3 separate regions of the Homo sapiens genome follow, and all the other regions are linked to region 1. Evidence: read pairs that join two places in POLR2A ChIA-PET (ENCODE). Cell type or tissue: GM12878. All regions are shown on one strand.

The links. ChIA-PET counts read pairs that join two places held together with the same protein. Peaks named below come from ENCODE experiments on the same cell type or tissue, not always from the same donor. Only the 100,000 strongest peaks of a DNase experiment are listed, where the experiment ranks them.
Region 2: POLR2A ChIA-PET joins it to region 1 with 6 read pairs; 2 of 35 experiments call an interaction of 5 or more read pairs at or near these places.
Region 3: POLR2A ChIA-PET joins it to region 1 with 5 read pairs; 2 of 35 experiments call an interaction of 5 or more read pairs at or near these places.

Annotation. Positions count from the first base shown.
Region 1 is chr12:66,002,490-66,006,489 of GRCh38, reverse strand. No RefSeq gene overlaps it. Among named protein-coding and RNA genes, the nearest start is that of MIR6074, 19 kb to the left of the region's middle. In GM12878, no CTCF peak of the experiment used is centred here; a DNase peak (open chromatin) is centred at 2,345.
Region 2 is chr12:65,925,450-65,929,449 of GRCh38, reverse strand. All of the region lies in intron 3 of HMGA2 (high mobility group AT-hook 2), which reads right to left. Among named protein-coding and RNA genes, the nearest start is that of HMGA2-AS2, 21 kb to the left of the region's middle. RefSeq lists an enhancer at 2,514-3,024. In GM12878, no CTCF peak of the experiment used is centred here; no DNase peak of the experiment used is centred here.
Region 3 is chr12:66,090,635-66,094,634 of GRCh38, reverse strand. No RefSeq gene overlaps it. Among named protein-coding and RNA genes, the nearest start is that of LLPH, 38 kb to the left of the region's middle. In GM12878, no CTCF peak of the experiment used is centred here; a DNase peak (open chromatin) is centred at 1,851; H3K27ac peaks cover 414 bases.

The DNA of each region.
Region 1 (4,000 bases):
TGAGTTACTGAATACTGAACCACTGCTCTTAGGAGAAACACAGGGTTAGATTCCTGTGAGCCTCAGATCAGTCACATTTTTATCAACCAATCGACACCTAACCTTGCTTTGTATGTGTTTCTGTTTAAAACACTGTATTTCATATATATGGTTAATTCATTAACATTGAACTCACAGCAACAGCACTATAACTTGACTGAATGAAGCTTAAATGTACAGTTATTTTCTCCAAAAGGGAAAGCACAGCTTTCTTCACTTAGGAACACTAGACACTAGTACTTGAGCAAAACATTTGGGGGCTATTTTAAACAGTAAAATCACCAAGAAAAAGCACAAAAATGCAAAAAAAAAAAAAATGTCACTGGATAGACCACAAAAAGAACACTTGTTTAGAGTATGATAGATAAAAAGAAGGTAGAGTGTGGCCTCGTTTCACTTCAGCTGGGAAAGTGTGCATCAGGTGATTCAAATTCTTCACCACTCAATGCTTGTCCACAAAGAACCGTGAAAGTGCTGCTTGTTCTGATTTGGAGGCTACACACAAATCTTAGCAAGTAGGCAAATTTGCAAATGTGGAATCTCCAAATAATAAATATTGACTGTTAAGTAGTTATTAAATATATATTAAATATATGTTAAATATAACAACTTGCCATTATTAAAGAAAAAATACAGACGAAGAGAATAAAGAGTGTGGAGGAAAAGTTTTGCTACCCAACAGGAAGCCCAATCCAGCAATGAGTCTAAGCTTTGGGGGATGAGTTTCGGAGGAAGAGAAATGGGGTAGATCTTTTAATACCAAAAAAATTGATGTATTAATGAGAGTTCTCCAGAGAAGCAGCGCCAACAGGGTATATATATCAAAAGAGATTTAGTATAAGAAATTGGCTCATGTGATTATGAAGGCTGGCAAGTCCCCAAATCTGCAGAACCAGTTAGCAAGCTGGAGACCCAGCAGAGCCAATGATGTCATTTCAGTTCAAAGGGCATCAGGGTGAAACTCAGAAAGAATTGGTGTTTCAGTTCAAGTGCAAAGGCAGGAAAAAGGTGATGGCCCTGTTCAAAGGCTGTTAAAAAGACTTTTACTTGGAGGAGGGTCAGCCTTTTTGTTCTATCCAAGCATTTGATTGATAAGATGAGTCCCACACACTTTATAAAGGGCAACCTGCTTTTCTCAAAGTCCACTGCTTTAAATGTGAATCTCATCCAAAAACACCTCACAGAGACACCCAAAATAATGTTTGATCAAATATCTGAGCATCTTGCAACCCAGTCAGTTTGACACATAAAATTAACCATCATAGCTGGGGACTGTTTCTGTCCCATATTAGGAAAGTCATGTCTCTGAGTGTGGCTGACAGGCTGGAGACAGGAGAATCTGGCTTGGCTGGAGGTGGCAAGCTGAGCCTGTAGGATACCTACCTAGGGCTCAGGTGCCAGCTGCTATGCATGGGGTGTGTCAAGATTTTGTTTTCAGTCATGCCTCCACTGTTCAGAGTCTAGGTAGCCAGGTCAGTGTCACCATATTTGCCTCAGATTTATTGCTTTAGGAATAAAATGTTATAGATTTGGAGGTACTCTCTTCCAATTTTCTTTCCTCCCTCATCCAAAAGTGCTCTAACCATGTTTCTATATTTTTACTACACATGTATATACCCACAAATAACATGTTATTTTATATAATAAAAATTTTCACTGTTAAATCTATTATACATATCTTTTTCAGTTTCTTTAAAAACTCAATATTGTGTTTATGGGATTTATCTATATTTTATATGGTGATCTGGTTCATTTTATAAATTACATTATATATACATATGTATATATATTTTTTGAGATAGATTCTTGCTCTGTTGCCCAGGCTGGAGTTCAGTGGCGGGATCTTGGCTCGCTGCAGCCTCTGCCTCCCACGTTCCAGTGATTCTCCTGCCTCAGCCTCTTGGGTAGCTGGGATTACAGGCGCATGCCACTACGCCTGGCCAATTTTTATATTTTTAGTAGACACCGGGTTTTGCCATGTTGGCCAGGCTGGCTTCAAACTCATGACCTCAGGTGATCCACCCTCCTCGGCTTCCCAAAGTGTTGGGATTATAGGCGTGAGCCACTGCATCTGGCTTACTTTATATTTTTACTAATCGACATAAAATTTTTTTCTCCCAATTGTTCTACTACTATTACAAAATGCTACAGTGAATATTCTTATGCATGTATGCAAACACCTCTAGCATTCAGCAAGAGAAGTGCTGAGTACAAGCATTTTCACTTTTAGCAGAAATTATTTCCCAAATGGTTGTACAAATGTACACTGCCACTATCAGTGAACACTGCTTTCTGTTGTTTCACTTCCTCATTAACACAAATGTCGTGAGACTTCTTAGATTTGCCAATTTGCTTGGTATAAAGTGTTATCTCATTTTTGTCTAATTTGTATTTTCCTAATCACTAGGGAAGTTGAAAACTTTTCCATGTGGTTATTGGCCATTCACCTTCCTTTTGTTGTAAATTGCCTGTTCATGTCATTTACCAATTTTTCTATCTGATTTTTTTATATTTATTTATAGATTTTTAAAATGTATACCTTGTATAGTAATATTTTCTTGGGGATTTCTTCTACATCTCCTTCCAATAGTGTGCCTTTAAATTTTGTTCAGACACAGTGTCATCTCTTCCTTTGTTGATAAATTGCCAAAGAGTGGGAGCAGGTGGGGTCAGGGGCCAGAGTGCAGGGGAGGGGGCAATGGTGGAGGTGGCGGGGGGAAGCAGAGGGAGGTGGGCTGAGGCCTCGGTGGGGCCAGTGCGACGCTGGCTTAAGGAGCTGGAGGGGTTCCTAATACACATTTAATTCAGTTTCTCTTCCCTAAGAGGCTGCCGGAGTTGGGGCCTCCTCCAGCAGAGACCCTCGGACCCCTGCAGGGCCTGGACTTGGGGTGAACAGGGCTTCAGTCAGCGCAAGTATTCCATTTGCATTTGGTAATTTTTCATGCCACCTATTTATGAATATATAAATCTTTATACCAAATCTATTTTTTAAAACATGGAAAAGTTGCCTTTATGGAAACTTGGCAGAGCCAGAGTGTACACATTCCTAAACCATTAAACAGATTTCTATAACAAAAAAAAAAAAAAAAAAAAAAATTTTGTTCAGACAGTCTTTGCCATCTAAAAATTTTTAATTGCTTTAATAAGGTAAATTTTATGTTTTATTTAGGAAATTCTTCCCTACTTCAAGATCATAAAGATTTTCCTATGTTTATATCCTCAATATTGTTATCTCATAATATGGAACATTTGCATTTCATACTTAGGGCCTTAATTAACCAGGAATTCTTTTTCATATAAAGGTTTCGTAGGATTTTTTTTTAAACCATAAGTATAGCCAGTGTTCTCAGCCTCATTTATTAGATAGCTCATTCTTTTCCCACTATTTATTTTGCCTCTTTCAAGGGCCCCCGACACCAGAACTACATGTACCGCATTCTCTAAATGTGAATGTTTGTTTCTGTTGCATGAGTCCATCTGTTTATCCTCAAGATAGTATCACATTGTTTTAAACACTAAAACTCTATAACAAATCCTGATATTTGAGAGGGCAAGGTGTCTCCCTTCTTTTTTTATTTTTCAAAGTTTTCTTGATGACTCTTGATCTTTTATTCTTCTATGTGAATTTTAGGATTAGCTTGTCAAGTTCAGCAAAAATCCTGTTGAACTTTAATTAGATTTATAGGTTAATTTGGGAAAAATTATCATGTTTACGGCATTGAGTCTTTCTAACTATTAGCATTCTATAATTTTTCATTTATTTGTTGTTTAAGTATTTTAATACATATTTATATTTTTATTACAATGTTGTACATCTTTTTAAAAATTTATATGTTCCTTTTTTTGCCGTCATTGTGAATGGGAGCTTTTCTTTAGTTTCATTTTCTAAATGTATGTTTATTAGGTATAGCAAAGCTATTGTTTTTGTATATTGCTTTTCTATCCAGAAACTTTGAGGAGC
Region 2 (4,000 bases), 77 kb after region 1:
TATATACATAGGTCTCTTTAGACATATCAAGTCGATACTTTTTTTTCAATTTTTTAAAACAAGTAAGTGTTTAAAATTAGGATTACTTCCTTTTATCTTCAAAGAGGAAAGGTTTTTACATTTTATAGTCATAATGCACTAAGAACAAACAAAACAAAACTCCGCTTTAAAAATCAAGTATGGGAAGGCTGCAACACTGAACTATAGAGTATGGAAAACATGAGGAAGTCTTGTTACTCAGAGAAATGGTTTGACAAACTTTGGCCAGAGAACAGTCCTCAGTATTTATGTAGGAAGGAGTTTTGAGAACAGAGAAATGTAGAACTTGTCTGCACAGTATCCAAACACCTATACAAAAACTTGGCCACTTCTCTGAATATTTTAATTGCGATTCTAAAAGTTTGCTGTGCATAGACCAATTCTTAAAATGGTAAGAAGGTTAGAAAAAAGGAAATCCCAAAGTAAGATACATACATACATACATACATACATGCATATATACAGTACACTACATATATAAATATATATGTACTCTTTGTCTTTGCATCCTTTATATATGTGTAATCTTTATACGGATATAAATACAGCCATGCACCACATAATGACGTTTCACTCAACAATGAACTGCATATATGGTGGTGGTCCCAGAAGATTATAATGGAGTTGAAAAATTCCTATTGCCTACTGACATTTTGATCATCCACACCCTATGTGTGCCTAGGCAAATGTGTGTGCTATGTCTTAGTTGTTAGCCAAAAAGTTTGAAAATTAAAAAAAATTAAAATTTTCAAAATAGAGAAAAGCTTATAAAGATATAAAGAAAAATATTTCTGTACAGCTACATAATGTGTTTGTGTTTTAAGTGAAGTTTTATTACAAAGAGTAAAAAAGTTAAAAAAATTTAAAGGTTATAAAGTAAAAAAGTTACAGTAAGCTAAGGTTAATTTATTATTGAAGAAAGAAAAATATTTTTTATAAATTTAGTGTAGCCCAAGTGTACTGTGTTTACAAAGTCTGCATAGTGTACAGTAATGTTCTAGGCTGTCACATTCACTCACCACTCACTCACTGACTCACCCAGAGCAACCACAACTTCCAGTCTGGCAATTTCCATCCATGGTAAGTGCCCTATACAGGTGTACCATTTTAAAATCTTTTATGCTGTATTTTTACTGTACCTTTTCTATGTTTAGATATGTTTTGATACACAAATACTTACTATTGTGTTACAATTGCCTACAGTTTCAGTACAGTAACATGCTGTACAGGTTTGTAGCTTAGGAGCAATGGGATGCACCATTTAGCCTAGATGTGCAGTAGGCTGTACTATCTAGGTTTGTGTAAATACACTCTTTGATGCTAACACAACAATGAAATTGCCTAAAGATGCATTTCTCAGAATGTACCCCTATTGTTAAGCAATGTATGATTGAATATATATCTTTATAAAATATATAATATATACACATATATACATACATACATATATATATATATATACTCACATACATATTTTGGGTGACAGAAATATGTATGTATATACATACATATATACATACATATTTTATATATACATACATATATAAAAAATATATATACACACACACACACACACACAGATACAAAGAGAGAGAGAGACAGAGAGAAAGAGACAGACCAATAAGCCTTTATTTTCTATGAGGACAGGTATTTGTATTACCTGAGGACAAGAGAAGTTTGTATTAATCCAGTAAAGATATTTGGATAGCCGAAAATACAATTAGCTGTAAATCAGGGTTCTGGTTTCTAACCCATTTCCTGCTTCTAATAATTAGCTACAAGATCTTGGGCAAGTCTCTGGAACTTGCTAGGTTTCCATTTCTCCATCTCAAATGGAGATCACTGTGATAATTTGTGATTTTATAAAACGTAAAGAAGAGTTTGTCCCTGTCTTCCTCAAAACTGAACTAATTACCAATTTTCTATCACACAGCCACTTAAAAGTGAAGAACTGTCTTTTCCAGTGTGGTTTTTATATTTGGCAGCAAAACCAAACATCTAGTGGAGGCAGAATATGGAATCAAAAGGCACACGTAGCCTTTGTTAAAGCAGCAATTCATCTCTTCAGAAAGTTGTGATCCCTTCCTGGAGCCTGGTATGGCCGTGGATGGTAGCTCACAGGATTAAGTTTCAGAAAATAGGCTTGGTTTTTCTACCATGAAGGGAATAAATTCAGTTCCTATAAGTGTAGCAATTAATGGGCACCCATGGCCATCCCACTATGAGGGGAAAGGGGCCATTTTGTAAAAAAACAATCCAGGGCTGGAACTCAGTTTGAAAATGGTGTTAAGTTGTGCGTTTAAAATGAGTGATAAAACTCCCGTGTGTTGAAAGAAGGCCATGAAACACTGCAACTCCTCCTTGCTTTGCAAAAGAGTAACATCCACGCCATTCACCTAGGAGTCTCCAATGATATACCCTCCTCCCATTACACTTAAGTGGCAAAAAGACCCCTGATTACTGCATGGTAACAGTGATCAACATGGTCACGCAGAAAAGCACTTTTTTTTTCCTTTCCTGGAATGAACAGCGTGCTGCTTCTGGAACTGGAGGCTGCATTTCTGTCACCCAAACCTCTCTCAGAGCTGTGTGTGTTGTGAGACAGCTGAATGTCTCACTGAATGTTTCCTGTGACAATGAGGGTGCTTCAGAGCTTCCCACTGCTGCCACAACCTTTCCTTTGTGATCTTCATGGTTAATGAGACTGTAAACCAGCATCCAAATCAGCATTTGCTGATTGAAAGCAGGTTTAAAGGGCGAAAGAAAATGGTAGTGGTTTAATGATTAAACAACTTTTTACTGCTAAACATTTAAGTTGTTTTAATGTCTAAATCAATACACTTGCAGGATGCAAACTGCAATTAGGTGGAAACAGAACTTCACACTCTTGCAGTTAGAGAAAAACTTGCTACTATCACTTTAAGTGTCAAACTTGTGAACTGGCCTTGAAAGCCTCTCCTCTGCCTCCCTCTCCCCACCTCCGAGGCATTAATTCTATAGAGACGAAGTTAAACACTTAATTTGCAAAACTACTGAGAAGTAAATTTCTTGTTCCAAGGTAACTGGAGTAATTGCCAAATGCAGATAAATCCTCCCCCTGAGTAGGAAGCCCCACACTGTTTTGAAAACAATTCCTAGACTTTGCCCCTGTTGAAGCTGATTGAATGCTCAACCACAAGACTCCACTGTTGTTATCTCTCGCTTACTGCTTTTAGGGGCGGAGTTAACACTTTTCAAAAATCCGAGCTTCCCTAATAAATACAGGGATTTAGTGAAGATTTTGATTGTCTGGGGTTGGCATTCCTGAGGACAGAATAATTTATTTTGCTCTAAGCAGGTGTGTTATGAGAACAGAGGCTATGTTGATAAGAGATCCCTGGGAGCTGGTAATATATTATCTTCTGTAATTTCTTCCAAAAATAGACTTAATGGAAAGAGGATGCATAATATACCCCCTCTCAAAGGAAGCGTTCCCCAATACAACAGAAGCAGTCATTCTAAAAACAGCTTTATGGCTCTGCAGTCAATAGCTCTATTTTCTCCCCTTTCACAACTTCCTTCCTTCTGCTATGTAAGAACTTATGTGAGGGCACACACACATTCACGTGTCAGTGCACACAACTGAAAATGCCCGAGATCCGCATTCTCTCAAAGATCTGCAAGATCATCGAAAACTTAATGATCGCTTGACATGACTTAACCTGATTAATTGATAGTGCTTTTCATTTTATTTCATTTTTTACTCCAACTCTGATCATGTACAACCATGAATTAACCTTGCATTTAATTCAGTTCAGGGAGCAATTTCCAAATGCCTACTATGTTTGAAGTGCCGTATTAGACACAAAGATATACAGGAAACGATGTTCACAAAATATAGGCTGTAAGCAGAACACTTCCCCAAAGAAAAAGATGGCACCAAGAGCAGAATCGGAACTCTGGTGTCCAAATTGCTCCTAAT
Region 3 (4,000 bases), 88 kb before region 1:
TTGGACAGGAAGGGGAACATCACACACTGGGACCTGTTGTGGGGTGGGAGGAGTGGGGAGGGATAGCATTAGGAGATATACCTAATGTAAATGATGAGTTAATGGGTGCAGCACACCAACATGGCACATGTATACATATGTAACAAACCTGCACGTTGTGCACATGTACCCTAGAACTTAAAGTATAATAATAATAAAAGAAACCAAAACAACAACAACAAACAAATAAATAAATAAATATTTTCTAGGGAGATACTTTTAGGTTATACAAAATCTAATTCCTCACTTTTCATTCACCAACTAGTTTTGCATTCATTGATGTTTTCTGCCAGAATTAATTATAACTTAGTGGTTGTCAAATGGTAGCTTTCTAATTTGATCATTCTTTCTGTATTTTTTGGCATGGTTTCTACTTTAAGGAAGAGGTTTCTCTTCTGCTTTATTCACTCATTCGCTCATCCATCCATTCATTCATATCAGTGTGGATTCAAAATAAGTTGTAATCTACTACTATCATTACTTATTTTGATGTTCAAATTGTCCAATATTTGGACAGCAGGATCCCTTCTAAATAGAGTTTGAATCCATGTCTTTCAGAGCTGGATATTCTTTCCTTATACCATTTAGATTCCTATAAATAAAGAAAAAGTAAAGCAAAATTAGAAAAGCAATGAAGTAGGTGTACTGCCTGGCATAGATTCCTCAGGCTTTGAAATCACCGGTTCTTAATTCAAATCCTGGCTCTCTCTTGTCTTAGTTGAATGATACTGGGCAAGTTGTCTGGCTTGCTCTGCCCTCATTTACTTATTTTAAAGTGAAGGGGATAAGATTTATCCTAGTAGGTTGTAAGAATTACAAAAGATTATGTGCTGTGTTTAAAAGATATGACACAGTGCCTGGCACACAATTAGTATGCAGTAAGTGGTAGCTATTGCAAACTATTAATAATTATAAGCCACACTTTCCTCACCTCTAAAATAGGGACACAAATCTATCTCCCAGAATTGTTTAAAAGATTCAATGAAGCAGCATATGTAAAACCACTTAGCACATATAAGTACTCAAAAAATGTAACTATTATGATTAATATTATTATTCTCTGAGCTTCGGTTTCATTATCTATAAAAGGGCAACAATTTGCATGTCACTGACTTGTTGTGAAGATTAAATGAAATTACATGTGTAACACTCCCAGCCCAGTGACTGGCCTTTAGAAAGTACACCATAAATAGGAATTAATGTTATTGAAAAGCGGACTTAAGACATCTGGAGAAGTTTTACAGAGGCAAAATAGCGCTTCAACTAAAGAAAATCACTCTTGTACTTATGTGCATGTGTGTGTGGATGCGAGCATCCATATGAAAAGCCAATGCCTCTTGCTTATCTCTCTGAGTTTGAATCTCTTTTTTTCCTGGATCACTATGTGCTGCTCTGGGTTGAAGAGAAGGCATACTTAAAAGTAATTTGTTTGGTCAAGTGCAGTGATTTAGAGATGCACTCACATTCCCTAACCTCATTTTTATCCACTTGCCTCTAACGGGGATTCTAATCAGCCTCCCCACTGATTTACTTCACTTCCTGTAATAAAAGAGCACTCAGAATTGACATGAAAGCCAGGGAAGCAGTCACCAAGGGATCAGCACCTCAGCTGAAATGGATAGAAGGCTATTTTAATAGTAAAAGCAACAGATCAACATGAATGTTTGTAAGTTAATAAGTTCTGCATTTGTTTAAACTTTCTGTTTTCATTTCAAGCAAATAGCATTCAGTGGGTCTGGAGCCAAGCAGGTCCAACACCAAAATAACTTTCTCCTTCATAACTAGGGCTGGTAACTGGTCTCAAAAATAGGGAAATAGTGCTGGGAAAACCCCACTGACAGGTTGTCTCAGAGAGAGGTTCAAGTGGCTTGATGCCAGCCTGGTAACTACCCCATCTTACTCATTCATAGCAAATGTCAAAGACATTTCATAACCAAACATTTTATAAAAATGGCATAGTAAATTCAATGCTTTAAACACAGCCTGGGAGGTGCTGAGGCTCAAATAACAATGAATCAGAAACTTTTTTTTTTTTTCCCTGATGACATGGCATATGTTGACTATTTTTTCCCCTTCTGTGTTTTTTTTTAAATTTTTTCTCGTCTTTCTAAATTTTTATTTATTGATTTATTTATTTATTTTTGAGACAAAGTCTCACTCTGTCATCCAGGCTGGACTGTACTGGCATGATCTTGGCTCACTGCAACCTCCATCTCCCGGGTTCAAGCGATTCTCATGCCTCAGCCTCCTGAGTAGCTGGGACTACAGGCATGTGCCACCATGCCTGGCTAATTTTTATATTTTTAGTAGAGACCATGTTGGCCAGGCTGGTCTCGAAGTCCTGACCTCAAATGATCTGCCCGCCTTGGCCTCCCAAAGTGCTGGATGACAGGCATGAGCCAACGCCCTAGCCTTTTTTTTTTTTAACTTTATTTATTTATTTATTTTGGCAGGGTCTCACTCTGTCACCAAGGCTGGAGTGCAGTGGCACTCTACCTCCTGGGCTCAAGCAATCGTTCTGCCTAATTTTCTTATTTTTATTTTTATTTTTTTGGTAGAGACGAGGTCTCACTATGTTGCCCAGGCTGGTCGCGAACTCCTGGCCTCAACTGGTCCTCTTGTCTTGGCCTCCCAAAGTGCTGGGATTACAGGAGTAAGCCACCATGCCCAGCCACAAGATTCGGGAACTATTTTTTTTGGGGGAGCCAGGCACTGTGCTTAACATACTACATGGGAGCTAAATGATAAGAATTTGGCATGGTGCAGTAGCTCATGCCTGTAATGCCAGCACTTCGGGAGGCCAAGGCAGTTGGATCACCTGAGGTCAGGAGCTCAAGACCAGCCTGGCCAACATGGCAAAACCCCATCTGTACTAAAAATACAAAAATTAGCCAGGTGTGGTGGCACACGCCTGTAATCCCAGCCACTTGGGAGGCTGAGGCAGGAGAATCACTTGAGCCTGGGAGGCAGAGGTTACAGTGAGCTGAGATCACACCACTGCACTCCAGCCTGGGCGACAGAGCAAGATTCCATCTCAAAAAAAAAAAAAAAGAAAAAGAAAAAGAAAAAAAGAATCTATGAACACAAAGAAGGCAACAACATACCTAGAGTCTACTTGAGGTGAGGTGGGAGGGTGGGAGGAGGGAGAGGAGCAGAAAAGATAGCTATTGGATCCTGGGCTTAATACCTTGGTGATGAAATAATCTGCACGACAAACCCCTGTGACACGTATTTATGTAACAGACCTTCACGTGTATCCCCAAATGTAAAATAAAAGTATAAAAAACACACACTACACAGATTATTTAATTCTCACAACAATATTGGGTGCCAAATACTACTAGGTTGGTGCAAAAGGAATTGTGGTTTTTGCCATTAAAAGTAATGCAAAATTGCAATTGCTTTTGCACCAACCTAATATTAAAACCTCAACTGCTTTTGCACCAACTTATTATTATATAGTAGAGAGGCCAGAAAGTCTCAATTTATGGACTAGGAAACTGAGGTAAAGAAAATGCTTTTGCAAGGTCACCCAGATGGTGATTCAGGGAGGTTTCACGGCGAGGCAGCCTAATCCTGGAGTTCAAGCTCTTACTCTCTTCTAAATACCAGACAGGTTCGATTTTTGTTATTACTGCTCTTTTATTTTTGTACTTCTCTTGGATTATGGAGCTGTCAGTTGCACTGGGAGTTGATTTCGAGCCAAGTAATGATACAGACAATGCTGAATAACAATTGCTTCTGAATTCTTTCAGGATATGGACCACTTACTGATACCCTGCGTCCATTCCCAGCTCTCAGACTAACATGCAACATCAGTACAAGGTGTGGAGGTACTGGTCAGACATTCAATTTTCAAAAAAGCTGCCTTTAAGGCACCTATTTCTTTTGTTACTAAGAATTTTTTTTTTCAAAAACAGTATTCATCTATGTGGCTTCCATTTTGTTTTTTAACCTCCCT